Linked DNA regions of Mus musculus: all the other regions are linked to region 2. A link is a contact called in ENCODE Hi-C or POLR2A ChIA-PET data. All regions are on one chromosome and are shown on one strand. Each heading gives the region's core, a stretch centred on a gene start or an enhancer-like site at or near the end of the contact. The rest is flanking DNA. Distances are from core to core; before and after follow the strand shown. Region 1 overlaps Nsmce2 (NSE2/MMS21 homolog, SMC5-SMC6 complex SUMO ligase). Region 2 overlaps Nsmce2 (NSE2/MMS21 homolog, SMC5-SMC6 complex SUMO ligase). Region 3 overlaps Nsmce2 (NSE2/MMS21 homolog, SMC5-SMC6 complex SUMO ligase).

Region 1 (4,659 bases), core at 1,087-3,586, 43 kb before region 2:
CTACACACTTGTTCTACATGGTTGCAGTTTCTCTCTCCTCTTGGGTGTGCTGACCAGCTCTTGCCCACTTCGTTGTCTTTATAGTAGAGCACTGCACTAGGAAGGAAGATAAGGAACACTCGTCCTGCGTCTTGGGAATTTTGGCCTTTAGAGCAGGGGTCTCCATGCTTTTTTCATTGTTCACTGCATATTAATTGCATTTTGTTGGTTTGTCTGTATATATGCTGTAAGTAATTTCAGCATTTACATTGGTAATGAAACCTTTTTTCTTTCCTAGATAAAAGTTAATTATAAAAAGTAGTCATATGGTTTTGTGTATATTCTAAGGTGTATGCAACGTACTTTAAATACCTCTGCTGGGAAAGTTAACATTATTTTTCCTGAGTGAAATCTAGAGATGGTCCTAGGAATTCCAGGGATGAGTAGATTTAGTTAAGGAATTGCTCTAGTATCTGTTCCTCCATCTTCCCAATTCATTTGCTACCCAAGCACAAAAGTCCTATGTGTGTTGGGAATCGAAATAGTATATTCTGAAAATAGGGGTTTTTAAAGAACATTTGGTAGATTTTTATTTTTACAAGATGAAAAGTCCTAGAGAAATGTTTTTATAATAATGTGAATGTATTTAATACCAATTGTGTCAGCTTTCTGATTTAATAACCCAGTATCGGAGACAATCAACCTTTGATAAGTTTATTTTAGTTCTTGGTTTCAGAGGCCTCAGTCCATGGTCACTTGACACTTTCTATTGTTGCAGGATTTTCCCTGTCCAATCACATTAGGACAGTGGGGGGCCTGTGATTGGACAGGAAAAGGGAGGCGGAGCTAGGAGTTGGGGAGACAGAGAGGTCGCAGAAGACAGAGGTCGAAGGAGGAGGAGGAGAAGCCAACATGGAGGCAGATAGTCAGGAAGAAGATCCCGATCCCATGTGGTTTTAAACAGCAACTAGTAGCTAAGATTTTCACAAGGTTAGAATAATTGGGGTAAAACTTTTATCATTATCAATTGGCTCTGAAATTATTGTATTGGCATCTTGTAAATTGTGATCTTATTGTTATATAAATCTACTTGGATAATTAAGCTTTAAGAGTGATGTTTCTACTGGATAATTAGGTGTTGAGATGGCTTTTCATAGGGTGTGTGGGGTGTTGCATGGAAGTGTGAGGAACTTGTGGGGGACATCTTAGAGATGGCCCAGTGGGAACCCTGTGGCCCTGTGGGGCGAAGAGTTGACTGCCAAGAGACTGAGCAAGTGAGATCACCTGACATGGGGGTTAGCCCTAGAGAGTTGGTAGCGGCAGGCAGGAGCATAGCCTGGCCTGGCTGAGAATTGGCGTGTTCATTTTATAATATTTCCCTCAACAATCTATTGCTTTGGGCCAAATGGTAACACAGTATACTATGACTGAAACACATAGAAGGAGGCGAATTTACCTTATGGCAGCCAGGGGGCAAAGAGATAGATGGGAATGGGCTCAGATCCCCTTTAAGGGTACTCTCCTAGCCCCCAGATGACAGATTTGGGGCTAGATTTCCTCCACTAGATTCCACATTAGAAACATTAGACCTCACTGCAGCATCACACACTAGGCAAGCTTTTGCATTATTGGCCTGTGAGGGACACTTAGAATTGGAACTGTAGCACTAATGAATGAAGGCTAAGATGGATTGCTGGTGGCTCTCCTGTCTTGCTGCCAGCCTGCTGCCCTGTCTAGTGTAGGGAGTACACTTTTCTTTCTGTTGCAAAAACAATAAGGGCATCAAGATGATAAATTTTATGTTATGTGGAATTTTTTTCTTCTAACATAAAGACAATCAGATCTTACTTACTCATTGCCTGTAACTAATTTATTTTAAAACCTGAGCCACATAACCAGACTGTCACTGTCTGTGATCCTGTGTAAAGATTCCATGTCGTACCTGTCCTTCTAATTTTCTACTGCTTTGCTAAGTCCTTTAGGCACTTTAGTCTGTTACACCGCCACAACCAGAGAATGGAGTTTTGATTTGTAATACAAACCAAGTAAAACCTATGACTAGCAGTCTCTGGAGCTCCTTCAGTGGTACAGACTTGAAGAGGGGCCTTTAATGATGCCCTGCCTGCCATGTTGCTGTCTGGGATCCAGGAAGGCAGGTAGACAGCAGTCTGAATTGCATTTGGTATTTCCTGTGTTCCAATGCCTGGATGTAAATGAGAGATGAGCATTTCAATTTGGATGATCTGGCTGGGTTCCTAAGCCGAATGGCTGCGCATATACCATAAACACCGTGAAGAAGCAACCATGGAAACACTTGTTTTCTTGTTGAGCTAAATTTACTCTGGGTTGAATATTAACACAGCTCCTGGCAGGACTTTAAAAGCAAAAATAGCTTAAGCGTGATTCACTCTGAGTCACTGCTGGTGCTGAGCTGCCTGGTGCTTGACATTGAACAAGTTGGCAGCCTGCATTGCTACATTTTTTCTAGGAACTCTGAACACATTTCATTCTTGTGAATTTGCTTGTGCAATGATATTAAATAGAGTAATATGTTTACTTTGTTTCTAAGTCAAATGAATTTGAGAATGGCGAAACTAAAGTATTTTTCTTGGGCTTTCTGGAAAAGCAAGCTTCTCAGAATTCTGTGGTTTCTTTAACAGTTTATTTTATAGGAGATTAGTAAAATATGGAAATTTTAGATTAGATACTGGGGCTTCTGGAAGTTTTGTTAAAAAGTCTAGTAGTACTATTAAGCAGGATTCATTAATCTTCTGTCCTTACCAGACAAGGTGATTGTGCCATTCACAAAGCTCTTTCCTTTTCTTTCTTACCAGGGGAGGGAGGGAGGGAGGCAGGCGGTACTGCAGCCTGCTGTACACTCAGCTAGGCGGTTAACTTAGGAAATACTTTTCTTATTTGAGATTATATAATGGGAAGTTCATGGGTTTTGAAAGGCAGACCAGACCCACCCAGGGGATCTCTGTTGGCTCTTTAAAGGCCTCCCTCACATGCCTTTCCCTGAGTCAACCCAAGTGGCTGCTAAATCGTGAGTAGCCTGTTGGCTGACTGTGGGAAAACCTAGGACAGAGCAACTCGCCTCATCCATGATCAGCTAGGGCTGAGTCTAGAACGCTATATGAGAATGGTTTTCCCTTGATGTTGCAATTTCTATTTTAACATGTTTTTGTTTAGCTTTTGGAGTTGCCCAACAGTGTAATTTCAATTGAGGTTTAGTTTCAGCTCTTCCAATTTTTTTTTTCTAATTTAAAGACACTATCATTTTGTCTTAGAACTTCAATGACTTATATAAAAAATGGTTTTCCTATGATAGTCTTAAAACCAAAAGGAGCCTAGCCTAATTTTTGATAGTATTTTGAAATTATTTTACCATAAAATTGTACATTAGAAGATGCAACTCTGGTAGAGAATTTCAACATAGTTGCATAAATTGTGTTTCATATTACAACTTGTTCTCTGCTTGACTTCACTGAAATTAATAAAAGAACCCTTTCAGAAGGATCTGGTGAGTTAGCTTTGGTTTTTTTTTTTTTTTTAAAGAACTTACTCATAGTGTATCCTGTGTTGCTAAGTTTTCAAAGTTACCCATTTCAACCACACCCAAACCCTTTCAGAGGCTTGAAATCTCTTTACTCAGATGTCTTCCCAGTAAAGATTGGGGATCTCTGTGAGTTCCAGGAGATGCGTGAGGACTGTGTAAGAGCTAATGCTTGGTGATGGAGCTGCTGCTGAGTCTTGGATACAACACACAGTTCCTTATTCTGCAGTCAGAGATCCCTTACAGCTTTCTGACTCCGGCCTTGTGGCTGCTGGGAATATCCCTGAGGTGTTTTGTCTCAAAAGGATCCATGCCTTGGAGCTAGAGAAGGGAGAATGGGTTTTTACCATAGCATTCTCCTGGCCCACGGTTGTGCATATTCTGCTGATAGCTGTGTTTTGGAGGCAGGTGAATTTTTGGCATGTCCTTAAAGTAAGTACTACAGGGTTTAGGTAAATCAGCCCTTTCAGATTGTAAACTAAAAGGTTATTAGCCTAGCTGAGTCTCAGCATAACCCGATAGTACTCTGTTACTGCAGATCAGACACACCCCTGTCCCTCTGCCCCCAAGTACCCACCGCGTGTGTGTGTGTGTGTGTGTGTGTGTGTGTGTGTGTGTGTGTGTGTGTGTGTGTGTGGTGTAGAAAAGGTCTTAGGTGTAAGAGTTCAGGCAAGATCCCTATAAGAAAGAACTTGTATACTCATTAAATCTGGGTTTTACAGACTGGGTAACTGTTAAATTTATTTGGTCAGTGCAGTTTCATTTTTCTGCTTCTGTTCATTTGTGTAGTAGCCATTTATTGAACCTTACTATGCCAGAAATTAGGATATTTTTTAAAAGTCGGTGCATTAACTTAGAGGCAGTCAAGCAAATTATTAAATTATCTATGTTTTAAAGGGCCGGTGACAACCATGTCATAATTTTGTTCTAGTAACTATTTTCAAATGTTTCTAATTTTCAAAAAAAAATATGCAGGCATATAGTAACTTTTTGGATAGGATTTTAGATTCTACAATGTGGGATGACTAAGTCAATCTAATTGACATGCTTAGCACTTCATCTACTTTCTAATGGTGAAAACATCCAAAATCTACTTATAAACTTGGATTATGCGTCCTTATCCC
Region 2 (5,033 bases), core at 171-2,670:
GGAGAGTAGATTGGACCCTGCTGCTGTTCTATGTGCATGTACGCATTTCCTTTTTAAGGTTTCATTGTGTATATTCATCAGCGTCTATTTTCTTCTCATCCCTAGAAGCCCAGTGAAGTTAGTGCTGTCATCCCTGATACGTATGTGCAGAGAAAACTCATAGAAGTCACTCTGCTTGTAGGGGGAAGAACTTCCTGTCTTTCACAAGCCTGCTCGATGCCGTCACTTCTGAAAAGCCTTAGTATGCCCCTAGCCTTCCATGGCACTGTTCACTCATGGGCGTCTCTACAGAAATGACATTGTGCGTGGCTCCTGTGCCAGGTGCATTACGCCCTCCTCCTTGCCACTGCTTACATGAGGGCTTCTGGTATGTGGGGTCTTTGACAGTTTTCACTTTCTGTCTCACACTCCATATGCCAGTCTTAGCTCTATAACCTCAGACAAGTTATGAGTTCCTCAGGTGGGTGGAAGTGTTTCTTCTTTTATGTGACCCTTGTTGGACATACATAAGGGATTGTTGCGTAGTGACCATTTCCCGTCTGCTGAGTTGGAGGCTCTGGGACATGAGTCTGGTAACGTCTTCATCACTAGGCTGTTCTTCAGATCTCACTTGCATCTTTCTGTTGTTCCCTGCAGAGGGCCTCCCCTTCTCCAGTAGCCTGTCTGCCTCTTCCAGTCAAGCACTGGTAGTCCTTAGATATGACGAATATGGTGACTAACTGAGAAGCCTCTTTGTAAAGACCTCAAAAGCAATCACAGGTTTAAATGTGTGTTTGCAGATAAATACATACATATGTTTGCATATAAACAAAGATTTTGTCATCTTCTTTAAGTGCTTAACTCGCATGTGCTTACTAAGACATCTCTGCAGACTGTAAATTAAAAGAATAGCCAGCCACCGAGAGTTCCAAGACCAAGAGTTCCAAGACAAAAAATCCGCAAAAATTCTTTGAAAAATTTTTGGCTAGAAAATTATTTTAATTGACTTTTTAGTACAACTTTTGATGTTAAATATAATGTCAGTGGCAGAGAATCTAAAATAATAAGCATACTTGGGATCTTTAAAAATCCATTGTCAGTGTCCACCATGTGCAGATTTTAGTTGATTATAGTGAAATGACTGGCGGGGAGAAAGAAAGGTGTTCTAGTAAGTACTCATAAGGAATTCCAGAAGCTTCTGGGAGCTAGGACCACTGGTTCTGGAGGCACTGCACCATCTTTGGGTTCTCCAGTGGCATGGAGGGCTGCTTCTGAGCAGGCCTGGCCCTCCTCTCAGGTTTGCTTCTCAGCTTTCCCTGGTTCCTTTGGAGGAGAGGAAGTGTGTGTGTGTGTGTGGGGGGGGGGGGGGGTCTGGAGAAGCCTGAGGGCAGAACCCATGGGTTGCTGAAGTGAGCGAGCCCTGTGGTTGCCATGCCAAGGCCTGGCTGGTGCTGGCTCAAGCTCCGTGTTTGCTTTGTGGGAGCATGCCGGAACTGACCTTTCACTTGCCCTTCACGCTCTGGGTGACTCAAACGCTGAGCCATTGTTTTAGGAACTGATTATGCTTTGACAGTATGGCAGAGGTATTTCCTCAGTGCTGGGCCGAGGCTGGGAGGTGGGTAGATTTTGGTATGATTTTGCTTCAATTGGGAGGACCGCTTTTCTCTTTCTTTGGGTATTGTTTTGCTTTTTCCATCTGTAATACACATGCCAGTCCCAGATGCTGAAATTCACCTGAACCTGTCCAAAAATTGCCAAGAGATCTTGTAGCTTTCACTGGCAGCTTGTAGCCTTAGTGTGGCATTTCTGTTAAAGGCTCACTCTATCCTTGCCATCATATGGAGGCCAAGAGTCAAAACAGACAAATGTGGAAATGTAAGCCATATAAAGCTCTGTGCTTGTAAATCTTCATAGTAGAGCAACTATAACAGTGTGAAGGGAGGCTTTTATTACGTAGATTCATGGAATCTGCCCTCTCTGAAAGTTTGGAGTTGCCGGTTAAATACGTATGTATTTTTCAAAGGAAATCATCAAAAAGGACATTCCGCTCTTATTACAAAGTTATTTTAGGGGTAAATATTTTGATAGATGTGGTTCGGTGCACCTGGGAGCTGAGCCGTAGCTTGAGGCGGTTAGAACAGATGGAGCTCTGAGATAGTTCAAGGCTTGGGTTTTCCCCTGTGCAAGCACATGGCTGGTGGGCCGCAGGAACCTTAACTTTCTCCATGCTGATGTTAGAAAAGTAGCTTTCTTATGGAAAGGTCTCATTACTGAAGCGTTCGGGGACCATCGTAGGTCTTCTCTGAAATAAATGTATAGTGAGGTCTGTTGTGTACACACATTTTATTAAGAGAGAGAATGCAGTCTCTGGCCAGGAGTAAGTCATGTCAGGACTGCCTACATTTGCATCAAATGCAAAGGTCTGGGATTTGGGCGCTGACTGACTGACAGGAACAGCAGAAGCTTAGCAAGACAGAAAGACTGCTGTGAGCTTCCTTCTTTTTTGAAGTTGAGTTGAATCACTAGTCAGATTGAAATCCTAGCATATAATTTTTAAAAATAGTCTAGTGTGTCATCCAACCTTGTCAGGAAATCAGTGTACACGAGCACAGCTCTGGCTGCTTCCCGTGCTCACCTGCCATTTCAGTAGAGAGCTTGCTTGGCTAGGGACATTCTACAATTCTAACACTTCTCCCTCTTTGACTAAAGTGATCTTTTGTCAGCCATGAAAGTATTTGTCCTTGTGAAAGTCACCTCGTAGGAGCCGGGTGGTTTGGTAACCTGAGTCCAGTCATGGGGCCCCGTTCATAAGTTAGTGATCTTGGAACAGGGACCATGTTTGTTGGTGTGATTTGTCTCTGTTTTGGTTTGGTTTTGTTGAGAAAGTCTCACTGTGTAGCCCAGGCTGGCCTGGAAATCAAGCCAATCCTGGCTCGGTCCCCTAAGTGATGAGTTTTACAGGTATGAGCTACCACACCCAGTCGTTTGTCACTTCTTATTTCCTATCTCAGAATAAGTTCCCCAAGGGCAGAAACCACCTTTCTGTTCTCATCGAGTAGTTGTTGATGATTTGTTGACGGACACATAGCTGAGAACTGTTTGTGTAACCCCCCCCCCCCCGCCCCCAGCTCTGAGTTAACACATGGTGATGGTGATTTTTCAGCACTTCCTTATTAGTAGCACAGGCAGGAACATGGATATTGCAAGCTCGCCAAGCGCTAACCCTTCCCACCCTTGGTAAGAGTTCCTGATAAACCTTTGGCTTCTGAGGAGAGAGAACTAAGCCCCAGTACCTCCTCAGCAACCGCCTTTCTAGATGCGGGAAGTGGATCTGGACTGTCAGAGCTGTTCTAGTGTCATGGAGGTGTCCTGTGTTTGCAGCAGCTGCTAGCCCTATTGTGCTCTTTCACTGAACGCTCTATTAGCCTTTGTGCCATCTGCTTATTTGAGACAATACAGCTGGGTTGACTGCAGCCATTCCAACAATCAGGATTTTCTTTTTAACAATGTGAACATTGCATACTGCCTCTCATTGTACACAGTATTAAGACAAAAAATACCATTTAGAAATGGTTGTGCTAAGCTCATTTTAAAATAAAAAGGTTCTATTTAAAGTTCAGCTGGTTATAGTATAAACCGGTTCTGATGACTCATTCTAGCGATACTTTTACCCCCCACCTGTGCTTTTAGTAGTTGTTTGGGGCCCAGACAGGAAAAACCCTTACATTATGTAGATTACTTATTTCAGGCACTTGATTTAGTAGCAACTTGTTGACTAATTGAGGAAACACTTTTAGTTAGAAATAATTAGAAACACTAGAACATCCAATTTGGTGAAGGGCATTGCATTATAGGTGTAGTTCATTTGTGACTGTATGTATAAATTTAATAATTTTTCAAGTGCGTGCTTGCCTCCAGCCCCTGCCTGACACAGTTATAATCTTCCTCACAGTAGCTCAGCTGCAGGCAGGAGACCATCGTCATTTCCCAGGAAGAAGCTTGCTGGTATCTCCAGAATAGGTCAGCGAATGCAGTCTCAGCTGTTCTCCCTGCCTACAATCTTTGTGACAATCATAAACAAATTAAATGGCCTTAAAGGACTCAGAACTTTTGACCAGCAACCTGCTTTCTTCCTTAAAGTCTGTGGGTATGATCTAGTTAGCGAGTTTCCCTCACGGTGCAGAGAGGGCAGCATAGCATAGCAGGATGGGTCATCCACCCTAGAGCCATGAACAGGACTTGCAGTGGAGTTGTTCACATTCAGGGATAAGTCTTCCCTTCTAAGTTGAACCTTTCTGGAAATGCCCTCATAGATACACTCAAAGGCGTGTTTCCATGGTGATTCTAAATCAAGTGAAGTTTACAGTGAAGATTAACCATCACAGTCACTAAAAATGAGTGAATACCACTCACTGCACGACCCAGCGAGACTGGCAGAGTAGTGAGGGGAGAACAGGAGTCTCCATGGACTCTGGCGCACTTCCAGGTCATCCTCTGAGGGGCTCAGCACACTCTGCACTACAGAGTCCAGGACACAGAGTACACGAGCAGTCTGCTGCCTTTGTAGGCACTGTGCTGAAGAACAGATGCCCTGCCTGCCCTGGCTACTGCTCTCAATGATAGTTTTTCTAGAGAAAATGAAAATTGGTATTTTGCTTTTTAAATATTCACTACTGATTACATTTTTCAAAGCACTGAACAAAGCCTATTTACAAATTACAGGTTATATATGATTGGTAGGTCTTATATGGTATGCTAATTGCTCCGATTTAAGAGTTGATATTTAGCTTTTCAAATTGTTGATTTTGTGTTTTAATTTTAAGAGAGGTATAACCCAAAGAAAGTCAATACTCTCTGCTGATGAAGACTTGATCGTTTCCAGAGACAGTTTCAGTACACCAGCTGTGTGACACCCAGCGCTTAGGCAGTAAGAGTACTAACCAGCTCATGTCTTCAAAGTATCTGCCACTGTGCAGAAGCAGGACGCCACAGCATCACAGACCTGTACTGCAACCTTGAGTGTAGCAGTGTGGAGCCTCTTGGGTAGCCCTGGC
Region 3 (5,069 bases), core at 340-2,839, 44 kb after region 2:
TGGCTTTCAGTGCATCATAGCTCGCATTACAGAACAGGTTCTTAGTCTGATTAGACTTTCACTGAATAGTTAAGCTCTTGATAAGAGAATCCAGATGAACAGGTAGTGTTTCGCTGTTGGTTAGTTGGCTGGTTTTGCATTTACTCTTTATCGTGGGAGGCTTGTGCATGCTGTGTTACATACAGGAGTTTAGAAGACAGCATGTAGGGTTCCGTTGTCTCCTCCAAACTTGGAGTCCTATGGTTCAAACATAGTTCACCAAGCTTGGTGCAGGTATCTTTATCTGCTGAACATCTCACCGGTCCTGTTTTTGTCTCAGATCGGGTCTTGCTATGTAATCTTGGCTGACCGGGTACTTTCTGTGTAGCCCACCCTGGCCTCAAACCCACAGCAGTCCTCTTGCCCCCTCACTCTGCCACATGCAGCCACCGTGCCCATTTTAGAAGAATCCCCATGTGCTGGAGAGCAGGCCTCTGCCTGGCCTGTGCCTTCTGTGTTCCTGGTTGGTAAGTAATGGGTGTTCAGGAAGGAGCTGCTTGCTGCACTTGAGCTTGGGTTTCTGTCAAAAGGAGATTGCCTCTTCAGTGAACCCTTGAGTCTTACGAACCAGTCCTTGATTTCAAAATTTCTTTTGAGTTCTCATGAATGTGGTGAGCTACCATGCAGTGTACTTGGAAACAGTCCAGTTTGGTTCTAAAGAGAGAAGGGAAGAGGAAGGGCGGAAGACCATGTCATCTAATTGGTTTGGGACCTTGGAAGAGACAGGATTGTCTGAGGGGAGCACCAGGTGGAGAATCCAGTATCCTACACACTGCTGCCAGCAGCACTTGCTCCTGAGAGGGAACCATACAGGAAACACATCATCCTGTGCCCATGCCAGGCCATCAGAGTCAAAGCCCTAGGAGTAGGGGACCGAGGCGTCTTTGTAGTTTAGTTTGCCAGGTTTAGGGAGCATTGCCACAGCCGTTTTCCAGGCCCAGGAAGAGAAAGCAATTCCCTGAGTCACTCCCAGGGCTAGTCAGTGACCAAGGCCAGCCTTAGGTTCAGAAGACACTCGGCCAGTACAGGGTCTTCCCAGGTTATCCCAGCCCCTGGTTCTCTACTGGCTGAAGAGCAGAGGCAAACGCTTCTCTCTCTGTGCTATCGAGAGCTGCCTGACCTTAAAGGGCCACTGTGGGGTCAAGCTAGTTAAAAGATGTTCTGTTCTGTTCACCGTGTCCTTTACTCACAGTCTGTTCTGCAGACAACTGAAAGGCTGCTAAATTAAGCCATTTTTCAGAGAGGTCTGAGTCATCTAGTGGCAGCTGTCGGTGCCTCGCTGGAGGTGCTTTGATCATTGTTGTCTAAATGCACACATTAGTCCTGGGCAGCAGTGTGTTGTGCTGTGCTAGGGACTTACTGAGATAATGGGCTCAGCCCTTGAGGACATCAAGGAAAGCCAAAGGCTCATGAGTTTCTCTCAGGGCAAGAAAAGGCATGGAAGCCACATATTTTAGCACCAACAATCTAGTCTCTCGGCTAGGAAAAGCTTGAATGTATCCTGCCTGCCCAGTTAATATAGAGAAGGGAAGTACCTCACTCAGATCACATGGGAATTCAGGAGCAGATGGCAGGACACAGCAGAACAGAATTGGTTTCCTCAAGGGAGTTTCCTCTATTCAATCAGGAAGGCTTTCATTAAGAGTTGTCATTTCAAGGACATCTGGAAATGAGGTCTGAGAAGCCAGTCCAAAGCACAGTGACCATGGGCATATGTTTGAGAAGAGTGGTGTACAAAAGAAGAAAAAAAATGCATTAACCTGTTATAAAGCAGTGTGTATAACTGATTTAGAGCACGGGGGTGGGGGGTGGATGGGTGGGGAGGAGTCAGAGTAGGAATCTGAAGAGGCCAGAAGTCACCAAACAGTTGCCAACGACAGCATTCTCATGGGTCTTACTGACATGACTAGGTGGTCGAAAGTGGTTCAGGGGGGTTAAAGTCACTGCCACCATTCCTGAACAGCCATTTCATGCCATGTCTAGCATATTGCATAAAATGTCTTTTTCCTTAGAACAGCTTTTCAGACAGGTGTTTTCCTCCAAGCCAGTGTTCCTGTGCCAGTGAATGCCCACTCAGACTTGGGTGGCTTTCTTAAAAGCACAGGGCGTTCGGGAGACAGAGTTCATACTTGTTGGTTCCTTCCTTGAGGCCTCTCTCAGGGTATTGAGGGGGAATGTTAGGGAGAGCCATAGGAGATCACCGAAAGCTTCTATCTAGGCCTGCAAACAAAAGGGGATAAAATGGTAGCTGTGGGTGGGGTCATACATTTCTGATTAGAAAGAGCAAGAAAATAATGCAAGTTTTTGCCATTGCCTCACCGATGCTTAAGGAAGAACAAATTGACCGGAAGTTACTTACTTGGCAGTGATTGACCTGGTGACATGACCCATCGAGTTAGAAAAAAGGAAGGCTCCTCAAGAAGAAAGATGTCACATAATAAGCTTTACTGGTGAGTTGGAGTGTTTAACGTTGCAATGCCCAACAAAAGATGAAAGGTAAAAGCAGATTAATATGTTGATGTGTCCTCTCAATAGATGATAGCACAGCATCCTGTGACCTAGGGTCTCACAAAATCTGCCACAGGCCTGTGTGCATCGGGCACTGGAATAAGATGGTAGATCACGGATGTGAGAGGATACAGCTAGGAATGGAAAGATCGAAAACTCCGGGAAGCTGTGTGCTATCATGCCAGCCTTGCACTGGAGGGAGAGCAGGGGAATTAAGTCTGGCAGGGCCCAGGGTCCTGTAAGAATGGATCATTAATTTTTTTTAAAGATGAGAAAGGAGGCTTTTAGGCAGGAAGCACAGTAAACACATCTCGTATCCTAGAATCCAAGGAAGAGGGGGAGAAGAAGGACTTAGCTGTGCTGACTACATTGGTCAGTCATTCATTAAGTTATAAATTAGTTTAAATCTTTTCAGTAGACCTGCCAATTAAGCATCCCACTTACACATGAAGAAAAGGGGCACGGAGTGCAGAGATGGGCAGGGAACAGGTAGGATTTTCCCAGGCCTGACTCTGAACCATGGCTTCCATGCCCCTACTGCCTCGGCTAGACTGGAGAGCAGTAAGGAAGACTTGACAGGGACAGAGCCAGAAGCTGTGAACAGACCAGGGCCAGCGTCTGAGAACCAGGGAGCCTGAGGTCTTGATGGTGCAGAGGTGACATGGCCAAAGCTGGCCACAAGGATTGGCCTCACGTCCCTTTGCCGTGTGTGGCATTGTGCTGCCCAGTGTGTGGACGAGTGAATATTCGTCACCTGGGAATGATGGGAATGAGTCTCCTCTCCCCAAACTAGTACTTTGTAGCCATTGTGTCTGGAAATGTCCCATGTGACAACCCCATATCCTGTCTGTTTACCCTTTCCTTTCCAGTGACATGGGATACCCACTGTTGATAAACTGTGACTTAGTGTGAATCACTAATCATGTAATTGGTAGAAAACAATTACCTTTGACAAAACTAGGTTACCTGTGTGAGATCTTTGTACTCTTGAGGTGAGAAGAGTCAGATGGGTAGAGGTTTGGCTCTAGGAGTAGGCTAAAGGGCTTCACCTCGCTGGGAGCATAGGTCCTAGCCCCTGGATTAAGTCGTGCTCTTACTGCTGACTTACAACCCTGCTCCCCCTCCTGTAGGGGACATGTCTAAACATAATTCCTCTCTGTTGTCCACTGGCTCCTGTAACACAGTTTCCAGAATGTTAGGAATAGCCACATTGCACCTACATGCTGTACTTGGGTAACTACTTCTGTTGCTCAACCTACTTAATATTGGTCACAGTGAAACATGTTTTCATCACTTGAGATCCAAATTTTATTTGCCAGGTTACTAATGGCCATTTACTTCTGTAACATAAATTAGGATGTTGTGCAAGATTAGCTTGCCAGCAGGTTGACTCTTGAAATCCCAGGCTTCCCATGGGCTCAGTGTAAGGAGCTGTTTGAGTGGACTTAGCCAAATACCCACAAAAAATTTTGTCTGCTTTTTTTTTTTTTTTTAAGATGGTCTGATGGTGAGTATAAAGGATTTAAGACTGGAGTGGGTTTGGAGAGTCTGGAGTCCGCCCTCCTGCCGGTCTCATGATTTACTTTTCACATTGGAGAAGAAACAGAGTGAAGAGCAGAGCGCAGTGGACATACCTTCCCAGGTCACAAAGCCATTGAGGTCAGGGCTTTCAGGTCCTTGTACTTGTCCCTCTAGCTTGCTGCCAGTAAAGGCTGTCTAACCCAAAGGCTATCTGTTGTTGCTGTTGGACCAAGACAGGGAAGCAAAACCTGCTTGTAAGGTAAAGGCTCTGGAGAATAGTTTCTATACACTAGGGTCAACAGAAGCCACGTTTCCTACTGCAGGAGCTCCCAAAGCCCCCTCAGCTTGAATTTTCTCCTCACTTAGCTTTTGAAAAGCCAGGTTCCCTTTTCACTTAGAATGAAAGCCTTGCTTGTTCTGACAACAGCATGTAAATCTCTATTGCATTGAAACTCCCAAGTGCAGTCAAAGCCCAGCGATGATCACTTCTGACTTCATTAGCAATGGCAGTGAGCATTTTACCAGAGCCATGAAGGTGATATGGAAAAGAAAGGGCAAGTTAGCAATTGCATAGTTATATAGTTAACACGGTATGAGATCAAAGCCTGCCTTATAATATCCTGAGTGCTGCAGACTTCCTGCGCCTGCCTTCAGACTGTCTATCCTTTCTAAATACAGTGCCTGTCGTCAGTAATGGGGTTTTAGATTAATTTTACTCCAGCAGTAATAAGTAGTATGTGCTGAGAAGTGAGGGCCACGGAAATGTTTGTGATAGGGCATCATGTGGCTTCAGACGCCTTGGGATCTGAATTCAGAAAAAGGGTTTTACAAAGATCCCACAAAAAGGTGGCATCTACAGCTCTAGACTGAGATTCACAATTGACTTGATGGTCAAGGATGAGCGGACAGGCTGGGAGAACACAGAGTACCTAGTCCCAAGATTGGACTGACCCTGGGGAAATCTTGTCAGAATGTTGTGTGTAACTCCCAAGCAGAGGTAC

Evidence for each region. Hi-C counts contacts between places; a loop is a spot of excess contacts on that map. ChIA-PET counts read pairs that join two places held with the same protein, here RNA polymerase II (POLR2A).
Region 1: a loop to region 2 is called in a map of adrenal gland, with 2.4 times the contacts of the local background. The contact joins two enhancer-like sites. A Hi-C loop is called at or near these places in 6 of 37 maps with a recorded cell type or tissue (T-helper 17 cell, adrenal gland, left cerebral cortex and 1 more). POLR2A ChIA-PET finds 5 or more read pairs at or near these places in 2 of 5 experiments (Patski and embryonic stem cell).
Region 3: a loop to region 2 is called in a map of regulatory T cell, with 2.2 times the contacts of the local background. The contact joins two enhancer-like sites. A Hi-C loop is called at or near these places in 2 of 37 maps with a recorded cell type or tissue (heart and regulatory T cell). POLR2A ChIA-PET finds 5 or more read pairs at or near these places in 2 of 5 experiments (Patski and embryonic stem cell).

The regions. Positions count from the first base shown.
Region 1 is chr15:59,478,380-59,483,038 of GRCm38, forward strand. All of the region lies in intron 4 of Nsmce2 (NSE2/MMS21 homolog, SMC5-SMC6 complex SUMO ligase), which reads left to right. Among named protein-coding and RNA genes, the nearest start is that of Nsmce2, 110 kb to the left of the region's middle. Within about 2 kb of position 2,337, at least 2 of the 3 ENCODE cell types and tissues checked have a DNase peak (open chromatin) inside an H3K27ac peak, as active enhancers do.
Region 2 is chr15:59,522,750-59,527,782 of GRCm38, forward strand. The region is part of intron 4 of Nsmce2 (NSE2/MMS21 homolog, SMC5-SMC6 complex SUMO ligase); the gene reads left to right. Among named protein-coding and RNA genes, the nearest start is that of Gm36677, 93 kb to the right of the region's middle. Within about 2 kb of position 1,421, at least 1 of the 3 ENCODE cell types and tissues checked has a DNase peak (open chromatin) inside an H3K27ac peak, as active enhancers do.
Region 3 is chr15:59,566,404-59,571,472 of GRCm38, forward strand. All of the region lies in intron 4 of Nsmce2 (NSE2/MMS21 homolog, SMC5-SMC6 complex SUMO ligase), which reads left to right. Among named protein-coding and RNA genes, the nearest start is that of Gm36677, 49 kb to the right of the region's middle. Within about 2 kb of position 1,590, at least 3 of the 3 ENCODE cell types and tissues checked have a DNase peak (open chromatin) inside an H3K27ac peak, as active enhancers do.